Regions from separate parts of the Mus musculus genome. Here regions 1, 3, 4 and 5 are each linked to region 2. A link is a loop called in an ENCODE intact Hi-C map of the cell type or tissue named here. Cell type or tissue: heart. All regions are shown on one strand. Links, peaks and the distances in the headings refer to the core of each region. The heading gives the core; the rest is flanking DNA.

Evidence for each region. Peaks named below come from ENCODE experiments on the same cell type or tissue, not always from the same donor. Only the 100,000 strongest peaks of a DNase experiment are listed, where the experiment ranks them.
Region 1: it touches region 2 in a loop (4-fold over the local background); 10 of 42 quality-filtered maps call a loop at or near these places.
Region 3: it touches region 2 in a loop (2.6-fold over the local background); 4 of 42 quality-filtered maps call a loop at or near these places.
Region 4: a loop joins it to region 2, with 2.7 times the contacts of the local background. A loop is called at or near these places in 4 of 42 quality-filtered maps.
Region 5: it touches region 2 in a loop (5-fold over the local background); 15 of 42 quality-filtered maps call a loop at or near these places.

Annotation. Positions count from the first base shown.
Region 1 is chr3:32,815,263-32,821,709 of GRCm38, reverse strand. It overlaps Usp13 (ubiquitin specific peptidase 13 (isopeptidase T-3)), which reads right to left and starts at 4,084. Exons shown (of 21, transcript NM_001013024.2): 1 at 3,838-4,084. The coding sequence starts at 3,999. In heart, for the core only: a CTCF peak has its summit at 3,792; DNase peaks (open chromatin) are centred at 2,979 and 4,129; H3K4me3 peaks cover 2,693 bases; H3K27ac peaks cover 2,586 bases.
Region 2 is chr3:32,734,420-32,740,866 of GRCm38, reverse strand. It overlaps Mrpl47 (mitochondrial ribosomal protein L47), which reads left to right and starts at 4,112. Exons shown (of 7, transcript NM_029017.2): 1 at 4,112-4,225. The coding sequence starts at 4,128. It overlaps Ndufb5 (NADH:ubiquinone oxidoreductase subunit B5), which reads right to left and starts at 3,804. Exons shown (of 6, transcript NM_025316.2): 1 at 3,662-3,804. The coding sequence starts at 3,785. In heart, for the core only: no CTCF peak of the experiment used is centred there; a DNase peak (open chromatin) is centred at 3,976; H3K4me3 peaks cover 3,390 bases; H3K27ac peaks cover 1,570 bases.
Region 3 is chr3:32,883,699-32,890,145 of GRCm38, reverse strand. It overlaps Usp13 (ubiquitin specific peptidase 13 (isopeptidase T-3)), which reads right to left. Exons shown (of 21, transcript NM_001013024.2): 9 at 3,967-4,038; 10 at 3,558-3,651. Among named protein-coding and RNA genes, the nearest start is that of Usp13, 69 kb to the right of the region's middle. In heart, for the core only: no CTCF peak of the experiment used is centred there; no DNase peak of the experiment used is centred there.
Region 4 is chr3:32,906,726-32,913,172 of GRCm38, reverse strand. Usp13 (ubiquitin specific peptidase 13 (isopeptidase T-3)) reads right to left here. Exons shown (of 21, transcript NM_001013024.2): 14 at 1,512-1,600. Among named protein-coding and RNA genes, the nearest start is that of Gm34153, 62 kb to the left of the region's middle. In heart, for the core only: a CTCF peak has its summit at 2,763 (motif pointing left); no DNase peak of the experiment used is centred there; H3K27ac peaks cover 2,630 bases.
Region 5 is chr3:33,787,806-33,794,252 of GRCm38, reverse strand. No RefSeq gene overlaps it. Among named protein-coding and RNA genes, the nearest start is that of Ttc14, 9.2 kb to the left of the region's middle. In heart, for the core only: a CTCF peak has its summit at 3,063; no DNase peak of the experiment used is centred there.

The sequences.
Region 1 (6,447 bases), core at 803-5,802, 81 kb before region 2:
AGGACCTGGGAAGTACTGAGATGAGTCTAACCCTGTCCAGCTTACTACAGCCTGCAGAGCTCGAACTTGCCTACGGCCTGGAGCCTCCACAATACAAAGGCGTGGACTGCCTTCCTCCAACCTTGCTTTGCAATAGCTACTTTCCAACACTGGATTCAAACTGCCGAGGGGACAACTGGACAGGAGGGATTATTATTTCTTACTCGTGGTCAAGTGTCACCATGGACAAGGAGGAAAGATTCCTTTTCTGTTTGCAAGTTGTCTTCTTAGCTCAACAATAAGCCATGACTCATGTGGGTCCAGCGCTCTCTCTCTCTCTCTCCCTCTCTCTCTCTCTCACACACACACACACACACACACACACACACATGTTAATCAATTAAATAATTTCATTTAAAAATAAAATAGATTGCTAAGCCTGGGCTGATGGCATAGACCTGTGATCCAGCTATTTAGGAGACTAAGGTACAAATATCTCAAGTTCAAGGTCAGTCCAGAGTTCAGAATAATTTCAAGTAAGTTGTCTTGGCAACTCAGTGAGAGCCTATTTTAAATTATAAAAAGATATAGAGGACATAAAAAGATATATGGGGATATAGCTTACTGGCAGAGTACTTGTCTAACATGTATAAGGACCTACACCAAGATCAGGTTCAATGTTAGGGTATGAGGTTAACATGTTAAATCCCAGCTCCTACTACTGTGGGGGGTCTCTGCTCAAGTGTATGGGGACATCTGACACCAGCAAGACAAAAAAATTGCATATATGTGTGTGTACATATATATGTATAATTGATTTATATATATATTTATATATTCAAGTACTTTTTCGGAATTCAAGATCCTCTTTCTACTCCTTTCTTGGTTCTGAAGTTGCATCTTATTTGCTGCTATGATTTGAGTCCATCCCTGTTGCCCACCCCACCCTGTGCTGTGCCCCAGGTGGTAGTACTGTTAAAAGGTGGGGTAACAGAACCTTTGGTGTAGTCTGCCTAGCAGAAATGGGTCACTGGGGGCTATATCTGCTTCTCATGTTGACCTGAGCCTTCTGCTTCCTTAAGTGGCCGCACACTACTAACTGTTCCACCATTCCCTCCCCTCTAACATGGACTGCACTGTACGTGCCAACTTAAATTTTGTCTCTTGGTGGCTGTTCCTGTAGGGATTTTATGTTAGCAGCTAGAAAACTACCACACTCTGCCAAATCGGCCTTTTTGTTTTGCAATACATTATAGGCACACAAGAAGGAGATATTTGTGCTTTGCGTATTGGACCATATAACTCCTCTCCCTTAGAATATCCACCCATTCTAATATCTTCTATCACCTTTAGCTATGAGCCTTTTCAAAACAATCGGAAAGGAGGATGTCTACCCTCACCCCCACCCCAATGTAACTGTTTTTGACCTTCCCCACAAAGCCCCACAACACATATGAACAAAAGTCTTTGCTCTGTTTGACACCATCCAACTGTGTTTCTCACATGTGTGAGCTGGCACTAAGTTAGGTGCTCAAAAAAAAAAAAAAAAAAAAAAAAAAAAAAAAAAACACTGGATCCTCAGTGAACTGCTGAAGTCCCCCAAGAAAAAACTTCTCATTATCAGGCACCATGCTTTAAATGATCGGTTATAAACCCTCGTCATCTTCCCGGAAATACAGATAATGAAATAGGATGATTCATAGCCTGTAAGCAGAACCAGTCTCCCCCAAGGAACATGGCAACACGCATGAACTCATCACGTACATGGACAAGAAGCCTCTAGAGCACTGACTGGCACATGGAGACCCAGAGCCTATCTGTGGAAACCGGTTTCAACAAGCGACTTGTCCTCACCCCTGCTCTCCAGTACCAGTCTACCAGCAAAGCTTGAGAAGCAACCAGTTCACCATAGAGAAAGCCATTTTATGTGTTGTCTTAGTCAGGGTTTCTATTCCTGCACAAACATCATGACCAAGAAGCAAGTTGGGGAGGAAAGGGTTTATTCGGCTTACACTTCCATACTGCTGTTCATCACCAAAGGAAGTCAGGACTGGAACTCAAGCAGGTCAGAAAGCAGGAGCTGATGCAGAGGACATGGAGGGATGTTCCTTACTGGCTTGCTTCCCCTGCTTGCTTATCTTGCTCTCTTATAGAATCCAAGACTACCAGCCCAGAGATGGTTCCACCCACGAGGGGCCTCTCCCCCTTGATCACTAATTGAGAAAATGCCTTACAGTTGAACTCATGGAGGCATTTCCTCAACTGGAGCTCCTTTTCTTATGATAACTCCAGCCTGTGTCAAGTTGACACAAAACTAGCCAGTACATGTGTCCTGAGGAGTTAAGCCACCTTCCAGTGTCTGTAGTCTGTCCACAGCTTAAGACACTAGCCATGCCCCACCCTGGGGGAGGGGGTTCATGTAGCCTACCCAACAGGGTCCACACAACCTGAAAACGGTCTTTCCAAGAGTGTTGTAGGGGATGGGATGCAATGGCGTGCTGACAGTCACCGGGAGTAATGTGTTCAAAGCGTGCCAACTGTTAAATGTAATCTTTCATTCCACTCTACCCGGGTCTTTTTTAAAGATATGAAAAATAAATAATTAACAAATTAGTTAGGTTTGATCCCCAGATCAACCGGAATAGCATAAGAGAAAAACTAAACAATCCCAGAGAAGAGGATAACGCCAGAACCACAATGAAATACCAAACAAAACAAGCTTCACTAACCATCCCAAGCCAACCAACCCCAGACAAGAAAAGGAAAAAGAAACAAAAGAAAAGAAACTTCTGAGGTTTTGCCTCTCTTTTAGGGTCGAAGCCCCTAATAACTATATATGTTGTACAACCTCTGTGAAACCTGTCTCTCCCTCCAACCCATGCACCTCACGATGCCCCAAGATCTGCTGGGTGACATATGAGATCCAAAGTGGAAGGATAAAAATAACCTGGTCCTCAAAAAGGCAGATAGCCGCCAGACAGCTGAGTCACTTTGAAGCCCATTTTGACTACTGTAGGGGGCATTTCACCCTGCCTCTGCCTCGCAAGCTTCCACAACCTCACAACCCACCGGGTTGGAAACCTCCCCCAGCCTCCCTGGTGGAAGGCCAGGATGTCTCTTAACTTCCCCTCCTCCTGCGGGGTCACGAATCAGGAGTGAACTTTTAATAATTCACATAGCGCACGTCAGCCCAGTGACTCACTTAGAAGGGAAAGATTTGAGTAAGGCTTTAGGGAGCCATAATAAGCCAGCGGCAGACCCCTTATTTCTGCTGCCCTAATGGGACCACCGGACCTGACAATAGCCAGAAAGGAATGGGATGGGAAATGGAGAGAGAGGCGAGCTCAGAGTCCATCAGCATTGTCCCGCAGTGGGAAACCCTGGGCAAAAAAAAAAAAAAAAAAAAAAAAAAAAGGCTTCTAGGAGAGGGAGAGAAAGGAGAGAGAGAGAGAGAGAGAGAGAGAGAGAGAGAGAGAGAGAGAGAGAGAGAGAGACTGAGCGTGCCGCGGGCTAGGGGACTCTCACCTACCACGTCCCCACCCTCTGTCGCCCGCGAGAACAGCTCAGAACCCTGGACTAACTCTTGCTTGCCTTTCTCGATACTGGGGCTTTGGGCAGAATACTGACGACTGGGGCCCTGGCATCCTAGCCACAGGCTAGCGGAGCGAAGGGCCCAGGGAACCCAGTCTTCGTCCGCAGCAGCCTGGAGGCGCTCACTTGGTGCCAGGGAGCCAAAGCTGGAGGAGAGGCAGCAGGAGGAGGAAAAAGTCCCGGGCCCGCAGCTCATCGGGTCCCCTGCCCTGTGCGCCACCCCGTTTCCCAGGCTGGCTGCGCAACTGCGCCGTGGATCTTCCTTACCGGGGAGTCGTAGGAGAAGGCGCACTCGTTCTTGTAGACGCGGTCCCCCGACCTGGGCACGCGGATCGTGGGCATATGAGGCACCAGCAGCTCGCCCAGGTCCCCTGCAGCCATCTTCCCGCCGCCGCCCGGCACGCTGAACAGGGCGCCCCGGCGCTGCATGACCGCGGAGCGCAGCGGGCCTGGGGAGGAGCGCGGCGCAGCGGGAGAACAGGACCTGGACGCGGCGGTCGCGCGGGCTGAGGATCAGTTTAGGCTCGGGAGGCTCGGCCTCTGCCCCGGCCGGCCGGCGGGCGGGAGCTGCTATTTTTAATCCAATGGCGAGTCGCCGGCCCAGCTGCAGCGTCAGGCGGGGCGCGCGCCAGCCGCAGCGCCGGGGAGGGGGATGCCGCGAGGGCGGGGACGCAGGAGTGGGAACCAGGGAGGCCCCGGGTCCCCACGCACGCCTCCCGACCCGCCATGGCCCCTCGGGGATGTAATCCCCAACTGCCCAGGATCAGGTCCTGGGAAGCCCGCACAAAAAAGCGGTGCACAGCGCGACCTCCCCATAGATCGGAAAGGGGTGGGTGGGACTCAGGAGTCGCCTTCTCTTAGATTCTTACTTCTCACTTTTTTTAAACATGCAAAGCTCTGTAAAAGATACTAGACTCCATCGAGGCCTGGAGAAGGAAGAGGTATGTTTCCCTATATGTTGCAAGGGTAGACTGTAGGAATTCTACCCCCTCCCCCACACAACCAGATAAGGATGTCTATTTTTCTCCATCTTTACAATGCCGTCCTATGACTCAAGGCCCTTCTCGAACATTCGGTAGCCTGATTTGAGGATTCATGTTCTGCCCTTGCTTGTGGATTCTTCAAAATAAAATAATGGGGGGGGGGGCTTAATAATATGCAAATAGAGCGTGTTCGTGACGTATACTCTCATGTCTATCATCTTCTTAAAAAAAAAAAAGTAAATAAATAAATAACCCATGGAATGAGGAGGTGGAAACAGGTACAGGAGCTCAAAATTAGCCTTGGCTTAGCTACATGAGATGCTGTCTTTAAAATAAATAAGTAAATACCCACCCATCCTACATCGGCTATTCCACTGAGGTTCCCTAACTATGTGTATCCTACTACCAGGGCATAGCTCTTCGTGACAGCGAGAAGGTGCAGATCCAAAGCATTCTGTAAGTCTCTCCAGATAAGACTATCCTGAAAGTCGCTGGTGATGTCACTAAATGTCTCTGCCTCACATTGCTTCAGAGCAAAGAATTACACACATTACACTTGGCTTCCTCCCTATCTAGTAGGATCTCTGCCTGTTCACAAACTGGCTACAGAAAGAAAGTTGATTTAAAATGTTGAAAGCTTAATATCCAATCTCGAATTAAACAAAAAGTCAAATCGGTGAGATTTGTTTCTCATCTGGCAGCTGATAAAAGATCTATCAAATTAGTCCAGGCTTGAGAAACACCCTCAAACACATTGTTGGTGGGAACAAAAACTGCACATCTCTGAAAGGGTGTTTACTTTTATTTTTGTCACTTTGAATCCCAAGTTGATGTTGACTCCTGGTGATCCCCCTGCCCCAGTCCAACCCATCACCCCCATTTGGTTCCCCACTGCTGGATTTCAGGCCTGTGCATTCTGGAAGGAAATTTAGTAACACTGATCTTAATTTTATATGTATATATTGTTTTCCAAGGGGTATCCTGGGTGATACTTACACCACATTTAAATTCCATCTTGGTAGGCTACTTGTTGGAGCATGGTATATAACAGGACACTGGGAGCTAAGAAAAGATCCCTCACTGGGAAGCAGTTACTGTAGAGCACCTCTAAAAGCAATGAGGTCACTCTGCACTGTCATCAGCCACATTACTAGATGGAAACAGAAAGTAATTCTGTGCGTGAAAGCCAGGAATGTGCGTGAGGTTGGCCAGCTACTGTGTCCTGGTGGGCCTTCCTTCCAGTCCTTGAGAGGGTCCTATACACACTTGTGTGCATGCCTTTTGGCCCCCATATGTCTCTTAGAAAATGTGCAAGCTATATAATTGTCAAGATTGTTGAGAGAAACAGAAAGCATGAAGTCAAGGGGACTCCTTACCATCCTTTACTTTTCTATGTGGTTCCAATAGTTTTGTTTCCCTTTGCTTGTCTGATTGAAACCGAGAGCTTGCTACTATTGGGGAAACAATAATTCAAATACTCTGCCTCTGAGCTATGTCCCCACACCTTTTAAAACTGTGTTGTCCAGACTGGCCTTGAACTTGCCACGCACCTGCCTCGGTGTTCCCAGTAGCTGAGATTATAGCCTTGAGCCCGATACCCTATTTCAATCTATTTATTGGGTACAGTGAGATTGATTGCTCAGCGGTAAAGGTGCATGCTGCTTAAGCCTAATGACCCAAGTTCAGTGCCCCGAACCCACATAAAGGTAGAAACAGAATCAACTCTGTAAAGTTGTCTTCTGACTGCTACATACACAAAGTAGCAACACACACACACATAACAAGAATTAACTAATTCCGTTATAAAAACATCTCAGGTTCAATAGTCAGTACAGAAGTTGAAGGCTATTGCTAGGTTACTGCATTGCATACCAACCCTTCTCATAGAACAACA
Region 2 (6,447 bases), core at 917-5,916:
GCTCATGAGGTCAGAGGAGAATATATGAAGCTCGGTCAGTCTCTCCAGTAAGTGTCAGTGTCTGACAGGTGGCAGGTCTTGTGGGAACATTGTTGAATTTACATTTCTTAACTGAACGTTTACAGGGATCACTTAAGTAAATCCTTACAGTTTACTACACTTACTCAGAGGACCTTGTACACACCTTCCTCCTTCAATCAGAGAACAGTGGAAGGATTAATTTATATGTGGCTTTAGTGAACAATCATTACAACTGTAGAGCAAACATAAAAAACAAAAAACAAACAAACAAAAAAAGCAGCCAGCACTTGGGGAGCAGAGACTAGAGGAAAGTTGTAGGTTCGAGGCCAGTTAGGGCTCCCAGCGAGACCTGCATTAACACCTCATGCTACAAAAACTGAACAACAGAAGAAAGGTAGGGCTGGCTGCATTACATTAACGAGGTTAACAAAGAGAAATGCTTCCTCTTTCTCAACTGTTTAACAATTACTCTTTATTAACTATGCCTGATGACTGCTATCGCACCAACTATCCTGGAATGTACTTCAGAGCAGTTAACTTCCCACAGCCCCGAAGTCTCCCTGCTGAAGTGGAGAGTCATCTGCTCACATTCTGAAAACATTAGGATGAACAGAGCTTACAAGACCAATTCTCCAAAAAATGATTTTTAAGTTTTTTATTATTTTTTAGGTGTGTGTGTGTATATATACAGGTGAATGGAGTTGCCTGTGGAGGTCAGGGACATGGGCTTCTGAAGCTGGAGTTATAGGCTGTGGCCCTGGGAATCAACCCAGGTCTTCTGAGGACCAGGAAGCACGATTAGCCACTGAGCCATCTCTCCAGCCCCCTCCAATAAATGATTTTAAATATGCAAGTCACTCAGGAAAGCTATTTAGTTTCCTGACTGTCATTGATGCCAGGATTGAGCAAGACAATGGTAGCAGCTTTCTGTTGGTATTTCAAACAATCAAAAGCTGGCCATTCACTCATTATCTTCCTCTAAATTTTCAGTTAAAAGTATCATTTGAATTCCTTGGGCCAAAAAGTTAAGTCCACTTCCTTGCATCTGTCCGTCTTTCATCACTTATCAATGACAAACTGCAAATGATTCTAAAAAGGGCTAGTGAGGTGGCCTGGGAAGGAAGTGCATTTGTTTCAAGGCTTGATAACCTGAATTTGATCCCCAGATCCCACAGTGGAAGAAGAGCTGATTCCCACAAGATGTCTTCTGACCTCTACATGCACAGGCACTTTAGTTGTGTCAAGGCCCCTTCTCCACCCCAACTAAGCCATGATCACCATCTTCTCCTTCTCTCAACACCTAGTTCTCCCAAAAGCCCTATATCCAGGGAGACCTGGAAGCCCACACACTACTGCCATTTTCCCATGTTAAGATGATTGCCATATTCATTTTATATTTATACTCCTCGTCTGAGTTCACAGTACTGTGATCACAGATCTGTTGATCCACTCTCCTCTACCCTGAGAAATATCTGTGGATATTAGCTTTAGAATGGAAAGAGATTCAGTGTTTTCTGCCACGGCAAGTTGGAGGATTTGCTGCTTTGGGCCTGTGGCAAAGCATGATGGAAGTATGTGTTAGAACAAACTGCCACCTTCTAGTGACTGGGAAGCAGAGAAGAGAGGCTGATGCCCTGCAAGGGCCTCTTCAATGACAAGATCTTGGACCGGAATTCCACCTCTCAGACGCTCAGCAACAACCTACCAGCTTCTTGGAAGACTGTGGCAGGAGCATTGAAGGTTAGAACCAGCCCGCAATGCAGAGTCTATTCAAGATCAGCTTGGGCAACTCAATGACACTCTGACTCAAAATTTTAAAGAGTAAAGACAAAAAGAAGGGTTAGGGATGTAGCCCAGAGGAAAGACCTCACCTGGCTAGAATAAGCAAGCACTTGTATTTCATCAGCAGTACCAAAGAAATAAGCAAATAAAATAAAGGGTAAATTTAATGCTGTGTGTATTTTCTAATTTAGGTGCATGGTGCTAAAAATGTCTCCTACTCAAAGGGCTTCACAACTACTCTGTAAGGTATCTCCGTCAATCAGATGGTCATCTTCCGGAAAAGGAAATGAAGATCATGACCAAGTGCCTTCCACTTTAGCTCCCAGTAGGCGTTGACTCAAGGTCATAGAGCTCTTAAATTCTGCAGCCAAGATTTGAATCTCGGCAGCCCAGCTCCAGAAAAAGAAGATGGGAGAGGGGCCTAGCCATCTTGTTGGGCTGCCCAAGGAACTGGTGGAAGAGAGGAAAACCTTCAGGGAGCAATGGCAGACTCATAAGCCAGTGAAAGCTGCGACAGTCAAACAGTCGCTCTTGGAACAGCCTCGAGTAGGCCCTCCCTGTTCTCTCTGGACAGGACATCGGCTCCCCGTGGTTCTCTCGGAACTGCAGGAGTGAGAAATAGTCCAGGAAGAGAGGGACCACGGAGTCTCAGCTCAGCTCAGCTAGACTACAGTCAGCACTTCTGGGGAAGGGTTCAAGGGATCTCTACTTGTGTATCTGAGGATATTTACAATAAAAAAGTGATGTCAAAAGGATATGACCAAGAAGTGTCAGCACATGGAGTCTGCCTTCAGTGTAAATTCCTGCTGGGTATTTTAAATGCACTGATCCTTTCCAGCATGTTCCAGAAGGTCCCTATGCATACTGCCTCAATATAATAGGCTTTAGGGCAATTTGTGTGTGTGTCTTTCTCTATATTAGACAAGGCAAATTGTATATCTCTAACCAAGGCCCTCTCTATGACTGTCCTGAGACCTGAGCTCTTTACCCCTCTTAGGCTCCTTTCTAAGAGAACAGTGGTTCTCAACCTTCCTAATGCTGCAACCCTTTAATGCAGTTCTTTGTGTTGTGACCTCCAACTATAAAATTATTTTCACTGCTACTCCATAACTGTAATCTTGCTACTGTTATGGGTCACAATGTGAACATCTGTGTTTTCCTACGGTCTTAGGTGACCCCTATGAAGGGGTCGCGACCCGCAGGTCATATGAAAAGCATGACTGCATTAACATACAGCAGATACAATCTGGGCTGAACCCAACTTTACACATTCACTCGCACTAGTCTTTTAAAAAAAAAAACAAACATAAAATATTTTCGTGGCCTTCTATGATGTTGTGAGGTCCACGGACACAGTTATTACCGTGCCTAACGGGCCTGTCACCTGGAGCCTTTTTACACTCGTGCCTAGGAACACCATGACAGCCTTCACTTCAGTGCGCTTCTCAGCAACTTCCTATCTGCGGGTTGGAACCAGCTGCAGGTGCCACGCACCCTGATTCTGCCCTGAGCCCAGCGACGCAGTGCAAGCCTGCAATCCCAGCCCTCGGGAGCCGGGACAAGTGCAGCCTCGGATCCCCGAGACCCTGTCTCAACAACGAAGTGTGTGCAGTTGCCCTTGGAGACGCGGGCAGCAGCTCCATGCCTGCCTAGCCTGGCAGCGAGGGAGCAGCGCCCAGCATGGCGTGGCAAGGCGCTTCGCAAACGCTGAGCTTAAACAAGGCCATCCGATCTGCAGCAGCTCTTCACACGAGAGCCCCAGGCCGACTTTGTCCCCGCTCTCTCCCTCGGAGGTCCCCAAGGTCACCTGGAAACAGCCCTCCCACCTCTCACCCGCGTCTCCGAGGCCGCCACCCACCGACAGTCTTCGGAAAGCTCCGCGTGAGAAAACTTCCGACTCCGAGTCTAGGACCAGCGCGGCGGCAAGACAGCGCTGTCAGCGCGGAGACCGAAGCCCGCTGCAGCAGGCTCATGGCCGCCATGGCTACACCGGCCACGGAAGGAAGTGGGGAGGGCTAAGGGAGCCGGGAGGGACAATCCACCAGTGAGGGCGAACGCTAGAGGAGGCCATATTGAGTGAGGGCAGCGGCCCGTTCCTGCGAGCTTCACAGGCAGGCGCTGGCGGACAAAAGTGACGACATTGTAGGTGGGGCGCCCAAAGAGAGCCCTGTAAACTCTATGGCAGACTTGGGAGATTGAAGCGAGAGCCGTGGGAGCGGCCATGTTTAGTAAGGGCAAAGCCTGTTCCTGTTTGCTTCACTTGCCTCACGCCGCCAGCGGAAGTGACCTCGTGGACACCGACACTGTGGGTCTCCATTAGAAACATGGCTGCGACCAGTCTAGTGGGTATTTGTAGAAGAGCCTCAGCGTTCCTGAAGGCAGCTTGTTCCCTAGTAAATCCCAAGGACGCTGCTCACTCGGGGTAAGTGGTGAGAGAAGAAATGACTGCCTCCGCCTTTGGGCGCTTCTTGCAGGATGCAACAGAGCTCTAGACAGGCCACCGCGGAGGCAGAGAGCGTGACCTTGCAGTCGCCTATCCTGGCGCACTAGTCCTCCTGCGTTCTGTCGCCGCGGGCGGTGGGAGCATCCGCTGCTCGGTGCTTCCTCGGACTCGCAGTGTCCTGGGGCTGGGTCGGTTGGGAGGGAGGTTTCCGAGGAGTCCTGAGCTGTGAACGGAAGGCTTCCCTCGGCGTCTTTGTACACAGATTGTCCGGCAGATGTTAAGTGATGAGCGTAGCTACGGCAACAGAAGCTGCGTCTGCGAGTGTGAGAATGACAGCTTACTCTTCACTGACACTTGCCAACAGGGAGCCGAGTTTTAGAAATAGTAGAGAGCAGATTAATTGAAGGAAGCAGTCTCTTCTATATTATTACACTAACTTTGCAAATTAGCTTTTTAAAACCTTGCAGAGTTGTAATTTGATCAGGGTGGCAAACTTGAATAAATGATTTCGTCTTCCATTATCTTGATCTGATGCCTTCCTTGACCTCTGACGGTATCAGGCACACACATGGTGCACATATATGCAGGGAAAACATTCAGATACATAAACCTTAAATTTGTTAATGAAATTATTTCAGTATGTGTGTGTGTGTGTGTGTGTGTGTGTGTTTTGTAAAAAATGAATACCTATCACTCAGAAAAGAGGCAAAATATTTTGAAGACAGTAAAACCAGTTATGCATTCATAGAACACATTGCCGTTTCTTTTTTAATGTTGCAGGTATACACTTGATTTTCCATCATTTCCCCAGGACAACAGAAACATTATTAGAGTAATAGTCAAAATATACCCTTAACCCATAGTAGCCAGTCATTGACAGTTGTCACATTTTTCAAGATCCCTGGATTTATGCTCTTTTTCTGCACTGTTGGACAGAGGTCAAAATTCAATCATAGACCCAAGGACATTGCCTTACTAAGTATGACCCTGTGGTCACACTGTGGAATACAGTGTTATTATTTAGCATATAATCCAAAATAAAAATAGGACTTGCTCTACTAATCCCTTCCCTTTTTTCTTTCCGCTTCATTGTCTCCATTCAGTTCCATTCTTTGCTTCAGGATCCAGTGAAGGATCATTTAGTGCAATAGTTGCCATTCGTCCAGTGTTTCTTTTTTCCTTTGTCATCACACTGGCAATTTGGGGTAGGATTTTGTTTTGTTTTGTTTTGCTTTGTTTATTTCTTCATAATTAGTTTCAAGTCAGGAGTCATGGACATAGCTCAGTGGTAGAGTACCTAGCATGCCTGAGGCCCTGGGCTTAATCCTCAGTACACAGGAAAACAAACATAAACTCCAGTCAAATACTCTTGGTTTGGAAGACAGCACTTGTGAAACATTTTACATTGTGTTTTAAGATCATTTTATCAGTTCATTAAGTGCTCTTAGAAACATAATTTCTAAATATATATATAATTATGCATAAGATTTTCATGCAGCTATAAAGCATGGTATGTTTATGTAACTAATGTAACTCTTTAATACCAAATTTAATGCCTTTGTAGATATCTTCACCGGTGAGCTCCTGCCTGTTGTGTCTGTGTCTATTGTGTAAAAGTTTCCAGACACAGAACTCCGGGATTAAAGGAGAGAGCATTGAGCCTTTTGAATGTTGCCACATTGACGTTCAGAATGGTTTTGATCTGTTCATAAATTTAGTTGCTACAGTGGAGGAAGCACCTAAAAACTGTTACTCTAAAATATAATTGTGGGGTCAGCAAGGTGGCTCAGGAGGTAAAAAGTGCTTGCCACTCAAGCCTGGTGACCTCGGTTTGAGCCAAGGAAGCTAAGCAGTAAAAACTGGGCGCAGTGACTGGGCGCATCTCCATCCAATTCCCGAATTCCTGGGCCCAGACGGGAGGGAGAGGAGGAGGAAGCACTCAAAAGCTCTCAAGCCCGCTATCCTGAGTACTCAGCACAGCAACATAAAAGCTCTCAGGCCTGCTATCCTGAATACTCAGCACAGCAGCATAAAAGAGAAAGACTGTGCCTCCATGAGGTGGAAGAGAACCAGCACTCCTGTTGTCTTCTGACCGCTACATGTGTGTCATGGCACGTGAAAGCACGTACTCACACACACATGCGCTAACAGTAAAAAGATAGACATATATAATTATGTACATCTGTTGTCTGAAACTATAG
Region 3 (6,447 bases), core at 555-5,554, 150 kb before region 2:
AATAAAACAAAACAAATACACACACACACACACACACACACACACACACACACACACACACACACACGTTCAGTTCAACCTCTACCCTGAATGTCACAGGAGCTGTATAGATGTGAAACCAAAGACCTGCTCCCATTCCCCCCCCCCACAGACAAGAGCTCTCCACTGCCAGGGAGGGCCATGGTCATGAGTTTTTTTTTTTTTTCCTTTTAACTTTGTTTGTTGGTTGGTTGGTTGGTTGGTTGGTTGGTTGGTTGGTTGGTTGGTTTAGAGTAGGACCTCATTTAGCCCAGGTTGGCCTTGAGCTTACTATCTATGTACCTTGAATTTCTGATCTTCCTGTCTCCAACTCCTTTGTTTACAAACAAAGTCCAGTAATGCAGTCATGTGAAGAAATTTATGAGTGCTTGTGAGAAAACTCCAAGAAAACAAGACAAGAGCCTTATGTCTTCGGTTTCCTTAAAACACAGAACTGTTCTTGAAATGTGTTTTCCTGCTCCTCCCAGGAAGTGCGAGTTTACGTCAGATTACTCATTATTGCTATCCAATTAGATGTTTAAACTATACTTTATATACCTCTGTGGGAAAACATATCTTTGCCAAGTGTATCTTGTCCTTGTAATTGATAGAGATTGAGTTTGTGAGAACCTTACTCATGTGATTTTTTTCCCTTAACCCTCAGAGTCTAAACTGTCTGATGCTCTGAATAAACTTGGCTGTTGTATGTGACTTCAGTCTGTCTCAGTTATTGGCTCCATTCCCTGATGTTCCATGGGACATGTGACACTCTGTGGTAGGATCACAGCCCTGTGACACCACATTCAGTCTACACAGGGCTGGGAATAGAACTCAGGATTTCAAGCATGTTAGACCAGCACTCTCCCAATTAAATATCCCAAGCCCTTTGGGATCCTTTCTCAAGGCCACTGGGTCCTGGTTCTACACTGCAGGGAAGGGTTTTCTAAGTCATCTAGACTAAAGGTCACAAACCCACATGCCAGGAACATTAAACAGATCACAAGTCACAGGGATTGGAGTCAGCTGGGAATCATGCCCTTCCATGTACAGGAGGTCTGCCAGTGGGCTCCAGCTGCCACGGAGGGACGAGGACTTGGATATTATGTCGGAACCAAGAAAACATATTCATCAGCCAAATACGGCCTGAGTAAGGCAGTCGTACCCTAGACAAGCAGAGCAGAGGTTCCCACCTGCCTATCAAGGACATCATGATAATAGCCAAATGCAGTTTTATATCCAGACACTGCTAACCTGAAGAGTTTACACTTCCTCAAATAAGGAGATTCTAAAAGCACAAAAATGGTCATAAAATACATACAGATTTACCATCATTAGAGAGCAAACTCTTGAAAGTGCCCCTTCTCCCCACAACACACACACCTGCAGCCATCTGAAGGTTGTGGCTCCATGAGCTGTATTCAGTCACACAGCCCTTCAGGACTAGACTCCTTGTCTCTACCAGACAAGGCAGAGGCTGCCCCTACGACAACTACGGAAGGCCCAGCACAGCCTGTACAATGTCCCAGAGTAATGATATCAAAACACATTTTAAAAAAACCAATCATCTTTCCCTCAAACTTTCATAGAAGCTAGAGAAAGAAGCCTGGATGATCCACCCCTATCCAAACACACTTTCCACTGTGTCCGCAGTGAAGGCCTCCTCATGGTCTGGTGGATTTATAGGCTTTCTGCTGCAATGCTGGGTAACAAGATGCTCTGAGAAGGTGTGTTCTCCCTATCCACCCCTTGACTCTCCTGGGTTCTTTAAGCAAAGCATCTGTTTCCCTCCCTCCCCTCTTCCTAACCTTCTTCCTTTCCCCATCCAGATACCTATGTGGATACACTCCCTGCATCCTCTTTCGCTCTTTTTCCCCCTCCCACCAGCAGCTGGCTCCATATGACCAAGCACGAGCTCTCGTCTCACTTCTGCTCTAAATTACCCTAGTAGTTCAGGACAGCTGACCTAACTGGGGAGCACAGAGCTCTCAAACTCCAGACCCAGCATGGGACAGGCCTGAGCCCTAAGTGAACAGGTGAACACAGGTATTCTGAAGAGATAACAGTGGGTGGAGAGATAGGTCTGGATTTCACTCAGGATGTCTGTGGCCATAAACACAAGGCATGCTGGATCCAGCTACACAGACCAGACCATGCACTGCACATTGCCATAGGACACCAATCAAAAAAAGAGCAGGCTGTAAGCAGTCCCCTCTGGAGCTGTGTAACAGAGAAGTCCAGAGAGTAAATAGCAGCCCAGGGTGCACATGGAGATCCATCAAGCTCAACTTTCAATTCGTGTATCAATTAGCAAATAGCTAACTACCTTTCCCTGATTAAGCATGCTGGGAAAGCACTCTTAACTTTCCAACAGCAAGAAGTTAACAGAAATTGCTAATCCTCAGCTCTGGGGAGGGGCTGAGAAAGCCATGTGCTGTGGTTTAACAAAAGAGAATCTGTAGCAAGCACTCTAGAAGCTGAAAAGGAGCATCAAGAGTTCATCAAGGTTGGCCGATAAACGTCAGGAAACTCAAGAAACTAACAAGACTCAGGAAGGTTCAACACTTAGAAAACTGTTCTATAAGCAATGAGCAAGTCTGAGGGAGAGGAAGCTCTTCAATAGAACTCTCAGCAAATTGGAGAGCTAGCTATAGGGATGCTGCTTGCCCAAGTCATTGCCTTTGCTGGGGTGGGCTGGCTTTGTGGCATCCATACTTCTCTCATCCTGATTCCTCTAAGTACTCTCCAAGAAACGCATTGGTTCACCAAACCACACTTGGATAGACCATTCATTACTTTAGAATGTTGTGGGTATGCTACCTTCAGTAAGTATATGCTGTTCGTATCTCTGCAGGAAAAGTTATACTGCACTGACCTACATGGGGAGAGTCTTTCTAGAAGGAAGAAAAGGGAGTGGGGAAGGAGTGGAAAGGAAGAGATGGAGAGAAGAAAGGAGGGAGATAGGGGACCTAGCAAAAACATCTGGAACTTAAGATTTAAAAAAAAAACCCACAAACTGGGCAGTGGTGGTGCATAGCTTTACTCCCAGCACTTGGGAGGCAGAGGCAGGCAAATCTACTCGAGTCTGAGACCATCCTGGTCTACAGACTGAGTTCCAGGATAGGCAGGGCTACATGGAGAAACTCTATCTTGGCAAAAAATAAAATTAAATTAAAAAAATAAAATAAAATAAAAAATGGGCCCTGACTGGATGGGAGGAAGGGGATAGTTTTTAAGCTTCGTGCTTCCAGTTCCAGCTCTGCCTAAGAAAATCACAAATGAGGGCACACATATGGCCCCTGTGCGACCCAAGACAGTGGGAACTCTGATACCCTCTAAGTACTCTCCAAGAAACGCATTGGTTCACCAAACCACACTTGGATAGACCATTCATTACTTTAGAATGTTGTGGGTATGCTACCTTCAGTAAGTATAAGCTCACGGGTATCCTGACAGCTCACTGAATTTACAACAGCCCCTTTGCCAACCCGTGGAATCCCATATCACTAACCAAAGTCAAGTTGGCATTCGGGGACACGTACCTTGTGCTCCTCCTTCATCACCTGTTCAATGAGCTCAGATTTCACTGGAGGCTTCGAGTACTGGCCAGAGAGGAGGCCATGTCCCAACTTAGTCCTAGCCAGGAGAGAGACAAACAATAAAGAGGCCACTGCTGTTTCCCAAAGAGATGTGAAGATGACCCATGAGTTCTTGTAGCGGGGCTGCTCTCTATCCGGATTCCTCACAAACAGCTTGGTATTCTGACTCCACTGTCAAAGTTTCCTCAGTACTTTATAACTTTATTAATCTCTTCTTATAAAGGTAACACACACCCATTCTAGAACACTTAAAAATACAGAAAATAAAGAAGAAAAAAGAATTGCCTTCAACTCAGCAGTAACCAATGCAAACACCCCACCAGAAACTTAAAACACAGCACTGGGCACTTACATTTGTGTGTTGAAGTCCTGCGTTGGATCTAACGGTGAGTAGTCAAATATCCTTGGGAGGTTTCCTACATACCTAGGAGACAACAGCATAGTCACCACATAGAAATGGGACAACAGACGCAAGTGGTCACTCTACAGCCATCCAGCTGAGGAAAGGCTTTCTTGAGTTCCTCCCTCAGAGCAGACTCTCGAGCTATCCCCAAATCAGGAAGCTTCCATCAATGGGTTTCACCATCCTTAGAGTAGCACCCTTCAGATGTGCCAATCTCCTCACCTGAGACACAAGCTTAACATTTCGCATTCTGCCAACAGTCCCCCACATCACCCGGACATATCAGAAACCATGTTGCCACAATCACTGCTTCAAAGACATATGGCATCCAGCAAATGGGGAGGCTAAGGCAAGAAGGTTGCAAGTTCAAAGCCAGCCTTCTTGTACTATACTGTAAGAGCCTGCCCCATGCAAAACAGGTAAGGTTATTGACAGCCTTCTTCTTTAGCCAAAGTGATGGGCATATCCTAAACTCTCCCTAACTCAGTTGCAGACTTCCTTCTCTGTCTTCATAGAGTCTTTTTCTTGCATGTGAATTCCACTCTATCACTCTATTGAAAGTCCCCATCCTCAGTAACAGACCATTATGGCCTAACATCAATAATAATCTCACTGGAATTTGTTCAGAACGATGTTTCCTCACAATGATGTTCCTTCCCTAAGCCTGACCATGTTCTTGGTTAAAAATCTCTACTTGTCCTCGTTGGAGTCATGGCCAAGCCCTCAGGATGGTCCGTCTTGAATAGAGATCTGCTATATTATCTTAGCAAGTATTTACATAACATTTTCCTTTAGTGATGGGAATCATGTCAATCATTTCAAAATGAAGGTATCAGCAATGACATCTACCCTAACTACCTTTCTTGAGGTAAGGCTTCCTGTGTGGCTGAGGAATTTTTCATTACATCCCTATGACCAAGGGGTTAACATTGTCATTACCCTATGAGAGAAATAAGAACTGAGGTGCCATTTTCCTAGGTAGCATCCAAGGTACCCATGAGTAAGTGCTGGAGCCCAAGATGCCACTACACACACACACACACACACACACACACACACACACACACACACACACACTCATACCTAGCCTGGCTTCAAAGCTGAGTTCTGAAACTTTGCAGGCTGTCGCAGTTTGGCTACCCTTTCTCCCAGCAGACCACAATCTTAACCAAACAGTACTAGCCTTAACTCTGACATCTGATATTAACATGTCATCCCTCCACTCCCACAGTTCACTGCCTCTTCACTCTCTCTACTTCTTGGTGTTGTTTTCTTGTGACTTGAGACAGGGTGTTGTCACTCTACAGCCCAGGCTGACCTCTGGTCTCCTTGCCCACTTCTCTGATCTCATTTGTAAGCTCTCTACCCTGTCCAGGATGCTCTAGCTACTCATCATCCTCACCCCTGCTTCAAGACCAGGCCACCACTGTCTCTTTTCCAGATGCTTGGTAACTTTCTCAGGTCTGTTGGACGCCTCCTCCCCAGACTGGGCAACTCACCATCACCCTCCCAGTTCCCTGCTGATGGCTCAACTTCTTAACCTCCATTGCTAGCTGGAATTACTCTTATATAATTCTGCATGATTATCTGTGACTGAAAAGCCCATACTAAAATGCGAAGACAGAGACTCCATGTAGACAGTATCTACAAGTAACAGAATAGTGTCTGACATGCTTGGTACACAGCTACCAAATGAACAGACTCATATCATCTGTGAACTTAAGGTCCCAGGAAAAAGAAAAGCTGTACCTGAGTTACATATTCTACAAGCAAATGACTGAACTTAAAAGATTATGGAGAGTTAAAACGTAACAGACCAGAGCTAAATTATCTTGGGCTATTTTTAGTTCCTTTGAAAGACATTCGTTGACCATTCTTGTAATACATCTAACCTAACAGCCTGGAACTATTAAGGTCTTTACAATGTATTCTTAGTAGACTGTTAGCTTCCACGAATCCCAAAGCTAAAATGTCATCAGATAGTATCTATAACAGAGATGTCCCCTCTTTGCTGTGACCTGTGTACCTGTAGTCCTCAACAACACTTTGGATTTATTACTTTCTTTGTTCTCTAACTAATAAATTCTCATATGACCAATTCACAGTGAGCTTGTCTTTTGGGGCAACCTGAATACATGTTTTTTGGACATAGTCACACATTTGACCCAAGAGTAAACAATCTGTATTTCCTTGGAGATAAGAATTATGCTTCCACACTGAAGTGTCTCATCACCAATTTCATCAAATGATTACCAATAGCCAAACAGGAAATGTACTACCAAACTTGGATGCCTGTCTCTGAAGGCCACATGTTGTTTAAGGCTGGTTCCCCAACCTGTGGCATTATTGGAAAGTAGGGCCTCGTGTGAAGACAAAGTCACTGGGGACGTGCCTTCAAGATTCAGTGGGAGTTCTTCACACTGCACAAAG
Region 4 (6,447 bases), core at 678-5,677, 170 kb before region 2:
CTATTTAAGACAACAAGGCAGGTTGGGCATGGTAGCACATGCCTGTAAACATAGAACTTGGGAAATGGAAGCAGGAAGATCAGAAGTTCAAGGCTACCCTCATCTGCACAGGTGAATTCAAGGCTACCCTTGGCTACATAAGATCCTGTCTCAAAAAAAAAAAAAAAAAAACAACTAAACAAATAAATGAAACAATAACCCAAGAACAAAAGCTAAGACAGAAGAGTTAAATTTTAAGGACCAGTAAAACTAAACACAAGGTCAGATTCACAAAACGGACACAACTGTTCCTTAAGAGAAAAATCCAGGCCCTACCTTGAGATTCCTTTAAACCTTGGTCAATAAAATCCGGCTTCCTTTTTGTTCCTTCACAAAAATTCAAAAGGAAAAGCAAGCAAACAAACAAACCAAAAACCCCGTCCACAGCAATCCAAAGCCTGAATGGGTCAAAATTCTCAAGTATCTCAACCTTCTCAGAGGCCAGTGGAGAACAGAGTGGTCAGCACCCTGCCCTCAGACCCCCTCTGCTCCCTAAACTCTCCCAGCAAGAAAATCAAGGGTCTCCTGGGCACTGGGAATAGCTCAGCACAAAGGGTGATAAACTGGCACTCTGTGCCCACCAGCACCAGGCCTCCTCAGAAATCATGCTGGCTGTTCTTCCTTCTGTCTCCAGGTCCCCTTCTACCCGTGTTTGGATGACTCTTAAGGCTTTCATCGTTTTGTTGTGTAAGTGCCCAAAAACAAGTCTGTAAGAGACTGGCAGTTTGAAGTCCTTGCTAGAGAAGCTACACGGAGTGAGATGCAAATCCTTGCACAAGCCTGGAGGTCACTTAAGACTGCTCACATTCAACCCTGGTGGCTAAGGAAATGGTCTTTATGCCTTATCTGGAAAATGGGCCTCCCACACTGACCAAGGACCTTGAGTATTGATGAAAAGGCAGCCAGTGAAGCCCAAACCACATCCTTCTATCAACTGTCCAAATCCAATGTTTCCAAGTGGTTGGGAGGAAAATGTGTATGATTTAGATGAATATCACATACATATAGTACTGCTGTATCTCAGAGGCAGGGAAGGGTGCTAAGAGGAAGTTATACCTCCAGCTACCTACTACTACAAGTGTGGCGTCTGGACTGTCAATGCCAACACCATGCGGTAGGTTAGAAACATGGTCGCTCAGCCCACCTACACCTGCCAATCAGGATCTGCATTTTCCAAAGATCCCAGGTGACCTGTGTGCACAGTAACTTCTGAGATGCGCTGTCGCAAGGAGTGTACTTCCCCTCTGAGAACCTGATCCTCCCAGAGCTCAGTGGTGAGGGTGTGGTTAGCATATGGTGTTTCTTATGGTAGTGTTTCTCCTAGATTCTGGGTCCAGAGAAACCTGGGAGTAACAGAGGAAACAATGGGGTGGAAGGGACGGGGCAGACGTTCCCACAGCCTCTTTCACATGCCATGTCTGGTTAGGTGGCTCACTCTATAGTTTAAGCGAAAGCATGCAAAGGATACCTACCAAATTTTCTGGGAACCCAGTCAAGACCAAAAGTGAACTTCTTTATCTGCACTACCAAGTATTCAGGGAATGAGGCAAAGCGAGAAGTTCTGGGAAACACAAGGGGAGGAGATCAATCAAACAAGGAAGAAAAGAAAGGCTATTGCTGTCCATGGCTCACAGGCAGCTTTGTCTGGGGCTCCTGGCAATGCCAAGGACTGCCCTGAGAAGGAACCAACCAACAGTCAGTACACCGGTACTCGCACACTCGCTCCAACCCCCTGGCTTCTCTGCCGCAGAAAATGCTGACTGGGGACACAGTAATCACTGGGTGCAGCTATCTCACAGTGACTGCTTTGCTGCAGTGCTCTGGAAAGTGTGCCTAAACCACTTGATTTCCCAGCATTCTTGGAGTGTTTTTACCTGTGTATGTATCTGTGTGTGTTCTCAGTCAAGCACGCACCATGTCTGTGACATTCCCTACGTGGTGCAGAGAAGCCAGCCTCACTCCTCCTGGGCATCACTGTCTCACAGCAGTGGACTGGTGCAAGGGAGGGTTGCCAGAACTCGGGTTGAGGCTGACCATTACAGAGTCTCTTTGAATACCAGGATCCCGGGTAGCACGGGTCCTATAGCTAGCTCTCTCTATCTAAACCTAAGCCTTATCTTTTAAAAGATTTTAGCTTATGTGTATGGGTGTTTGCCTGCACGTGTGTATATGTACCATGTCTGTGTCCACAGACCTAAGAAAAGCAGGTCATGTCCCCAGGAACTGGAGCTACCTGTGGTTATGAGACACCATGTAGGTCCTGGGAACCAGACCCTGGTCCTCTGCAAGAGCGGCAAGTGCTCCTGCCCCTGAACTTGACATTTTTAAATTAACACTGAGTTAATTCTGAGTTCACTTCAAACTGAAATACAGAGTATTCTAGGCTTGGCTTTATCACTTTTATGCACACACTGACTGTTCTAATTGCACATCAAATCCATGCCTCTCAGTGCCCGAATCCCACTCATTCGGTCACCAATTATGTCTTTCCAGCACCTCTTTCTATTTGCCTGTCTATGTAAACAGACAAAGAGCCACATTGTTTCCCAGCCTTTGGGCTAAAATCATGTACAGACAATGAGCCAGAGATGGTACAATAGGTCCCCTTTAAAATAGAAGGCTCCGAGCTTTCTCCTCCAAACCTCACTGTTGAATTAGAGCCATTGCCTTCTATCTGATACACATCTTTTTAGGTCTGAACAAACTCCAATGTATTGCTGCCCTCTGGTGCAGAATAGTAGACACAGCACAGGGCTGACCATGGGCAAAGAGTAGAGAAGTATGGCTTTAAGTCTTCAGTAGGCTCGTAATTTACTCCAGATCCGGGGGAATCTCTGGCCCCTCTGAGGCTCGTTTTACATCTGGAAATGATCTTACTCGTGGATGTGCTGTCAGGGTTGTTCAGTGCTTTCTCGCCCTTGTGAAAACCCCTTGACACACCAGACTGTACTGTACTGAGGAAGTGGAGTGAATTCCATCATCCCTAAAGTTTCGGACACTGAACTGGTCTGTCACTGACCTGTATCTTCCCTGCTCTGTCTCAAGTTCTCCCTCAGAAGGACAGTAGATGAGAACAGGCCTCAATGCAAGGCAACTATGAGAGCTCAGCCTTGCAAAGGGATTGATCTAGGATTATCCTGGCTCTCTGAAGAAACGTACAGTCCCTCCAATTGGGTTCTCTGGCTGCCTGAGAAGCCTAAATATATATCATTCTCATTTAAATGAAGCCAAGACTTCCAGTTTACAGAAAGTCAACAAAATTCACCTGCTATTATAGCATTTTCAACTAATGAAAAAAGTTATCTTTCAGCTACAGTGTGTGAGTGTGTATGTGTGTGTATGTGTGTGTGTGTGTGTGTGTGTGTGAGAGTGAGAGAGAGAGAGAGAGAGAGAGAGAGAGAGAGAGAGAGAGAGAGAGACAGAAAGAGACAAAGAGAGACAGAGAGGGACAGAGAGAGACAGAGAGGGAAGAGAAGAGAGAGAGAGAGAGAGATGCTCATGTATGTGTCCATCAAAGGTCAACAATCAGTGGGTGTGTTTCTTCCTCTCTCACTCTCCACCTTACTTTTATGAGACAGTCTCTACTGTCCCTGGAGCTCAGATGAGAGTGGCTAGCCAGTGGGAGCCCGGGATGTGCCCCTGTCCTCATCCCAGTACCATGTTTACAGCCATGCCCACCGTGCTCTGCTTCTGCACAAGCCACACCAGATCCCACACAGGCAAGCTCTCATTCCTAAGCAGCAGTCTTTACCACTGAGGCCTCTCCTCTGCCCAGACCTTCTCACATTAATATCAAATCTGGGGTAATCTCATTAAATCAATGGTATGCAAATGGTGACTCTGGAGCCAGGAAAGTTGCTGACTCTATGCTAAAGAGCTGTGTGAAAATAAGGTATGGGCAGTGGATTAGTTGGAGGTTGGGACAGAAGGTGGAGGAACAATTAAGGAATGACTCTGTAGTGGGTAACTACCAACCATTCAAAAATATCTTAAACTCAACCACACTGCATTTTGTTCCACATATATCTCAGGTTTGTCTCAAGAGCAATAAGAATCTCCACTCAGTAACAGGAGTTCGCGGACATCAAGTTACAGTTAAATCTGACAATATTAAACTGGGCTTTGCAAATGGGTTGGCAGTTGTACAATGTCTATTAGCACTGCTCACTCATTACAATTAAGACTCACATGTTATGAAGACATCTTATTATGAAAAAACAATGTAAGCTGCAATAACTAACATGGTCTACTCCACAGCATTGAAAATTGGCTAAGTCAAAAAGAGTACTAGCCCCTTTCTGGTAAGTGCACCAAAAATGCCATTAGTCAACTATATGCAAACCTCATGACCCACAGCAAATACACATGCACATGCGCACACACATTCACAAAAGATCACAATAATGACAGTGACAACAGCTGCTGACAGGTACATGCAAGGCATCTATTCTGTTCAGCTCCCTTAGGCATCAGTTCTATAAATAAAACCCTTCTGTTATCCCCGCTTTACAGATAGGAAAAGGGGCACTGGCAGGAGCGTTAGCTGCCCAAGGTCACATTCCAGCTGATGGAGAGAGTCTGCTCTGGGGCCCACACTATGCTCCTCTCTCCCAAGTGACAAAGTGTAAGTGGGACTCTCCCCACAGCCACACTGGACAGGAGTGGGGTCTTGTCCAGCACTCTGCCTAGAATGAGCTGTAATATTTGGTAGGTAAATGGATGCTCCAAACAATACCGGGCTTCCCTGACACAGCCTGTCAGGATCGTTTTAGAGCAGTGGCTCTCAACCTTCCCAATGCTGTGACCCCTTAGTACAGTTCCTCATGTTGTGGTGACCCCCAATCAAAAAGTTATTTCATTGCTGCTTCATAACTCTAATTTCACTTCTGTTATGAATCAGAATGTAACTATCTGGTATGCAGAATAGCTGATATTTGAACCTGTGAAAGAGTCATTCTCTCAACAAAAGGAGTCTCAACCCCGATGTTGAGAAGCATTGATGTAAAGAACCATTATGTCTGGTCCATCCTGACTTATAGGCCTACCTAGATCAGCCCACTCTTTCTTTCTTTGTGTTTGTTTGTTTGTTTGTTTTTAATAGAGAGATATACTATGCTGTCCAGGCTGATATTGAACTCTCTCTGTTGTCTAGGCTGGCCATGAGCTTGCCAATCCTCCTGCCTCAGCTTTCCAAGTTCTGGGATCACAGGTATGCACTACCCCACCTGGTCACCAAGGATACAAGCCTTTTGCCTTTTTCTGGATTTTCGGGCTCAGGGTCTAACAAAAGGAAGGTTCAAACTGACATTAACAAAATGCCAGCAGCATCACAGCCTACATTATAAAAAATAAATTAAAACTAAAAAATCCCCAGAAGTTCACTAGCTGGCTTTGCCAAATGCCAAAACAAGCATTTGAAACTATAAAGTACATAAGGACTGCTAAGCATGGCTGTATGTGGACTCGGTGGATTACGTGGGTAAACCCAGGATAGAAGTGCCATCCCTGAGTGCCATCAGACCAGCTTAATCTCACAAGCATGCCACTTACTGGACAACTGCTTCTCCTTTTATTGCCCCATCTCTAAAGCGGGAGACCACTGGAGCTTACCCCGCACTGCTAAGACCATATTAAATGTGATAACTGATGGGTGGGAGTTTGGGCTACAGCAAGACCCTGTCTCAAAACACAAGAGTAGTCTGGAAAGAAAACAGTTGATAGCAGGTTCATCCCAAGCTCCTAGGTAGGCAGTAAGTAGTAGGTATGTTAGTAGCTCTAGCCTTCTTTTCTAAAGGATGGTTACTTTAGATAATAACAATTGCGATACAACACTAATTCTTCTTGAGCATAGAAACAAGCATATAGGGGCCGAGGAGACGGCTTTTGGATGAAGACCTCGCCTCACAGGTTTAGGGATCTGAGTTTAGATACTCCCAAATTATGTAAAGCCAGGCAGTGATATATCTCAGTCACCCAGTGCTCCCTCAGTGAGGTGAGAGATGGTTGTCTTCTGACTTCCACAAGCAGAAAGAGGTGTGTGCCTGTACGCATGGCACATGCACACTCATGCATGCACACACAGAGACAAAGACACACACACACACACACACACACACTCAACAGCTCCTGCAACAAAACTTACCTAAGGAAAGACAGCTGATAACAGAATGAATGCTATTAATGCTCATTTGCATGTGCACCTTCTCAAACTTTTTAAATAAGAATGGGGCCTTTTGTTTTATTTTGCTTTGGTTTGTTATTTTGGAGGTTTATTGGGGGTGGTGGTTGTTTGTTTGTTTTTGTTTTTGATTTTGCGTTGACATGGTTGTGGGCCAGGTTTTGGCCTTGTTTTGTTTTGTGTAGTTTAAAAAATCAAGCCTAACCCCCACCCCCACTCCCCCACAAGCA
Region 5 (6,447 bases), core at 596-5,595, 1.1 Mb before region 2:
ATATTCTCATAGACACACAGAGAAATATTTAGTCATCAATTTGGATATTCATTAATATAGTCAAACTGATAATAACATGTTTATTCATGTGTAAAATGAATTATTTTAATGTAAATGTAAACAGTGAATTATCCTAGTAGCTGTGTTCCTTTACCTTTGCTAGTCCCTGATAACCACACAGAAACCAAGATTTATTTCGAGCTGCACCTCAATACTGGGCAGTTAAATGATTTATAGTAACACCTATGTGAATCTGGCTACCTCCCATCCCATCCCATGATACTTGCTTATTATTATTGATCTGGCTCTTTGGGCTTTAGATTTTTTTCTCATGGTGTCTTCCCTGGACCCTCTCCACCTTGTGGCAATCTGAAACTGCTCCTCCTAACCCCCATACCTAACCCTGGTTGGTAGATGCTCCACCTTATTCTCTCTTCTGCCCAGCCACTGGGTGATCCAAATTTATTAACAAGGCAGAGAATGAATGGTGAGAATTGTTTACATAAACTTGGAACAGGAGATTCTTGACCTAAGCATTACAATGGCATGTCTGGACTGAATGCCAAGTCTGCTATGAGGGCAGAGAAATCAGCATTTGAATAACACAAAGATAACCTTTACACAGTGCACAAAAACATTATGCCTACATTCATGTTTTTAAAGTAATCTGGAAAGAATGTGGTTTCAGCTAACCCTCTGAATTGCACAGAATGGTAAAATGCTGACACACACACACACACACACACACTTAGATAATGCAAATTCTAAAGTTAGTATTTTGACTTAAACATTTATTAACCTTTTCATACCTCTTCATTTTTCAAATGGCAGAAGAAAAGACAGAGACTAATAAATGGTATTAATCAACCCTTAGTTTCAAGCCAGGCATGGTGGTGGTTGGTTCACACCTAAAATCCCAGAACTTGAAGCCAAGGCAACAGGAATGCTGGCTCAAGACTAGCCTGGACTACACAGGAAGACATATCTCAAATAAAACAAAAGAAAAAGGATTCTTTAATTCCAAAACATCAACTTATGTATGTTGGGAGAAAACAACAATAAGTTTTTTATTTTAGGAAAAAAATGAAAAGGATAACCTGAGAACTTCAGATTTAGTATAAAAATATAATAATCAAGACAGTATTCTACAGGTAAAGATGAAAAATACACATATGAAAACCTGTGCTACATCATATTGCATCAGGGAAATTCAAATTACAACTACAATGAGACACCACTGAAGCTTACTAGACCATACTCCAGAACACTGGCAATAAGTGATAATATGAAGCAACAGAATTCTTCCCGTGTTGGTTTGAATGCTAAATGGTGCAGCCACTTGAGGAAAGTTGTAGTGCTTTCACAAATCCCAAAACATTATCATCATAAAACCCAGTGACTACATTCAGCTTACCTTGGTTGCTGAAAATCTACTCACACACAAAGCCTTACACATGGATATATACAAGTTTTAATCATACTTTTCAAAAATTAGAAACTAAGATGTCTTTCCATGGGTAGATGGGTAAACTATGGTATCATCAGACAATAGGATATTTATTATTCAGAATTTGCTGCCCTGTGTCTGCTTCTCACTCTTGGTAGCCAGGCCTGTTGTTCACCAAGCTGGACTGGAGGGAGGGAAGCTTAGCTGGGTGTTTTTGAATGCAGCACAGGATCTTGGCAGGCTATGAGTGTGTTGGCAATGACACTGAGTTGGGTTTATTGTGGGTAGGGTATTTATGCTTCCAGGGAGGTGACCAGGGTCTTTGGGGTAAGATTTGTGTGAACTGTGTATCATTGACTATGGCAGGGCTGTTGGAAGATGCTTCATCTACATACTGAGGGACTGTAGGGTGTGTGTGTGTGTGTGTGTGTGTGTGTGTGTGTGTGTATGTGTGTGTGTGCATGTGCGCCCATGCACAAGGTCAAACAAGGAATGAGGCCTGATAACTGTCAGGGTAATAAATTCTTACTAGGGTTGATACTGGGGGAGCTGGCTTTATGGTGCTAGGTTGGGAGGGTGAGATAGCCAAATCCTGCTTTCCTCATATTTGAGGTATCTGAGGGTTGAAGCTTACTTGGCCTTTCCTTTGTAACCCTGGGCTATTACTGTTCCACCGGCATTAAGGAGAAATTAATAACCAAATGATAAAAACAACCTGAGGAAACTTAAATACGTATGAAGGAGTGAAAGAAGCAAATTTGAAAAGGCTACATACTGAATTATCCCAACTGATGTTAATCTCAAAAAAGAAAAACTACAGAGACAGTAAAGTTCTTTGGTTATCAGGACTTCTGTGGAAGGAAGAATAGACAAACTATAGAATATATATATATTTTTAAGGGCAATGAAATTGTCCCATAGGCTACTATGATGGTGTCATCTAATCTTTTGAGAGCTTGAAAAGGAAACAAGGCAGAGAAAAAAGGAATTTGTGTTTTTCCTTGCTTCAATGCTTGAACTGGGACATCTAATTTTATCTTCTTCTCCCCTCAGAGTAGAATTTAAATCAATGACTGCATATTCTCTAGCCTGTGGACTCTGACTAGCTTTCCTGGGTCTAGAGCTTGTAGATTTCATATTATAGGTTGTTCAATCCCTTTAACCTGTCATAGTTGTTTATCATGTGAGGCAGTTCTTCATTTTATATAGTATATATGAATAAGTGTGTGTATCTTATTCTGTTTCCCTGCTTCATTATATGTAAATGTTCAAAGATATGTCTGAATCTTTCTCCCAATAGTGGGTCATTTGACTTCATTGTCAAGAATAGGGTACAAGAGTTGAGAGTTTTGTTTGCTGCCATATAGGTTGTTGTGTAGTATCTGACACTCAATTCAAAGTTACCCTGGAGTGACTCAAGGAAGAGTGAGAAATACTAAGGAAAAAAAATTATTTAGTCACTTTGTTCATTATCAGCCTCAAACACTTATTGCCACTATTAGCAGAGTACCTCCAACTATAAGCCATGAGAAAAGGTTGACACAGCTTCATCCCAACAGTCCTTTTGAATGGATTCTAACAGTTTCAGGAAAGGAAATTTTGTTAGTTTAATCCACTTGAGGGTGCTATAAGATCACTATAGTATCAAACTGTGTTCATGTCCAAAATCACCTCACACAGCAACAAAGTCTATATTCAGTGGTAGGGATCTATGACTTATTTCAAGACAACTGTCTTTAACATTGTCTCTATCTTCTAGTGAGTGGCAAACATTTTGAAGATATTATTTTCATGAAAATAAGTTCATAATCTATTGATCTTTTGTCAATCATTGGTTACCTTGGGATTTTTGAAATTTTAGGGACATTTTTTCGTTTTTGTTTTTCCCTATAGTAATATTCACTGAATTTTGTTTTAATCAAGGCTAAATAACTCTGAACAGATCCAGAATATGCATAGCTTCAAGGAAAGGGGTCATTACATTGGAATATTTATATCATGACTTATAGATAATATATATAACACTCCTGGAGAGGCACAGTGTACAGCATTTCTGAAGATGTACAGTGCTTGGCCATATGAAGTGACTCTCTGTAGCCTTTTACAACATAATCCTTGTATGATATTTATGGTACTCTTGGAGATGTACAGTACTTGACTGTATGAAGTGACCACCTAAAGTTTCAGGCTCAGCCAGTATCTCTTCCATGTTTTTATTTGTTTATACAAAGGATTAGAAAAAAATGAAAGTACCTCAAAATACCTCTACCATAATTGTTGAGAGAAGTTGAAAGATATGTTCACTATTGATATGAATTAGGTTAGGTTAGTGTACTTTTTAAAATAAACTTGAGTGTGATTGTTCATAAACATATACACACATATAAATTCCCACATAGTAGATTCTTATGTTTATATTTTGTGGCAGTGTTTTAGAATACTATAACAGGGAACATGCGATGCTTTTAATAAGAGACATGAATAGTAAGATGATAAATAGAGTTCGTTGTCAGGACATTCTAGATTGCTTTGGTGAGCATTTTAAATTCAAATTATACATGTCTCTAGAATCAGAATAATTGATCATCTTTTAGTTACCAAATAGTAATTTTTGAATTTTATTGTTGGAAGCACCAAAAGAAAATGTCAGGAATTAAAAATACACTAGTTGTTTTATATATTGCTATTTTCAATGGAACCCACTGAAAGAGCCAGAAAAACAGGGAGAGGATTAACACTCCTTTAGATATGACCTTTGATTTTCTGTAGACACAGTTTCAAACTGTGAACTGCATCAGTCTATTCATTCAGCAAATATTTGTTTGGCATTAGGTACTATTTGAAATGTTAATGACATAATAATGAAAAAGACTCATCAATATTCCTGCCTTCATGCAGCTTATATTCTTGAGGGAGACATAATAAGCAACAAATATAAGCAAATTATGTAGTATATTGGTGATACATCCTATAGCAAATTAACTAAATCAAGGGCAAAAGTGTTGAAAGTGCAGAAGGACTGGTGTAGTCATCTCAATAGGAGAATTATAGAAGGTCTCATTGAGATGATATTCAAGTCAAGGCCATACAGGAGATGAGGCATTAGTCATCCATTTTACCTAAGGGAAAATGCAGAAGAAACACCAGGACAGAGGAACTAGAATAAGAAGAAGCATTTGATACACATGAGGAATGGAGGGATAAGGTATGGTAGGAACAGTAGGGTGTAGAGTTTTGTAGGTCACTATGCAAATGTGACTATCACTGTTAGTGGTTGGAGTAACCTTAAGATATTAAGCAGATAGTCATAATGACTTTTGTTATAAAAAGATTTGGGCTGGAATTGCCTACTTGTTCATAAGAGCTGGAAAAATTCTATAGGAGTGTAAATATATCTTATTTATAAAGAAATAAAACTTTAAAGTTTATGCTATTATAAAAAATGAGAATATGGCATTTAAATGTTTCCAAAATATTTAAGAGTTTGAAAGATTTTTACGATGAACTAGATACTTATCACAATGGGAATAACTTTAGCCTAGGAGTCCTAGCTATGTTTTGAGCAAATCACAGTTACGCATGCTTCTCTTGTCACTCAAACTCCAAGGTGCTTGTACTGGCTGGTTTTGTGTGTCAACTTGACACAAGCTGGAGTTATCACAGAGAAAGAGCATCAGTTGGGGAGATGCCTCCATGTGATCCAGCTGTAAGGCATTTTCTCAGTTAGTGATCAAGGGGGAAAGGCCCCTTGTGGGTGGGACCATCTCTGGGCTGGTAGTCTTGGGTTCTATAAGAGAGCAGGCTGAGCAAGCTAGGGGAAGCAAGCCAGTAAGGAACATCCCTCCATGGCCTCTGCATCAGCTCCTGCTTTCTGACCTGCTTGAGTTCCAGTCCTGACTTCCTTGGTGATGAACAGCAGTATGGAAGTGTAAGCCGAATAAACCCTTCCCCCCGCAACTGCTTCTTGGTCATGATGTTTGTGCAGGAATAGAAACCCTGACTAAGACAGTGCTGTATATGATGAACGTTGATGTTTAAACCTAAAATTCTGTACTCTATTAAGAAATGGACCTTGCAAGTCTTACATAATACCCTACCTCTCTCTTTAAGGTGCTGTACTTTTTTCTATGAAATCTTATAAAACTATTTTTCTACTGTATTATAGTACTAGCAAATGGGTTCCCACTGTGGCTGGTTTCAAGTGTGTGAGATTTTCTGGTTTCTTTAGGTGTAGTTTCAGAAATTACACAAGCCTCAGAAATTACAGGGAAGATTGGCTAGTTACTGTAAGGAAGTCTTAATGTGGCAGTTCTATAATACACATTAGGGCCCAGATCCTTAGTTTTAAATTCACGTAATTTTATACATCCTCAGCATAAAATTGAATTAAGTTTTGGCCAATAGTTTATACATACTTGATACAGACTAACCAAACTGACTGATCACCAGTCTAGATAGCACACACTAATGTAGTCATATGATTACTGTCAAAAAACAATTTTTAATTTCAATATATTCTCTCATGGAAAGACAACCTTAGAAGTTTGCTGCAAAAACAAAGGAATGAATGCAACTGGAAAAAGAAAAGCAAAAGCAAATGCTATCTGTCATGGTATGATAATGAAAACCTGCACCAGTTCAATGTTATATATGTATCCATTTCCTCTATGTGAGTATTCCTGCTAAGGCGATCAAATGCTCTGCTTACTCTGTCTCCATGTATATAGCACACACACACACACACACACACACACATACACACACACTCTTTATATAGCATATGTATATAACTGGTGATGTGCATATTTAAAACCTTCTTTCCAAGGTAGTTTTTAGTATTTTAGAATTTCTCGAGAATGGAAGCCCAGAATACAAAACAGATGTAAACATAACTGCCCTAGCTGAATCACACTGATGGGAAGAAAATTGAGAGTTCAACTCAGTAACACCCCTTTATTTTTTTTTCTTCCCTGGCCTTCTGTACTTTGAGTGGTAGCTGG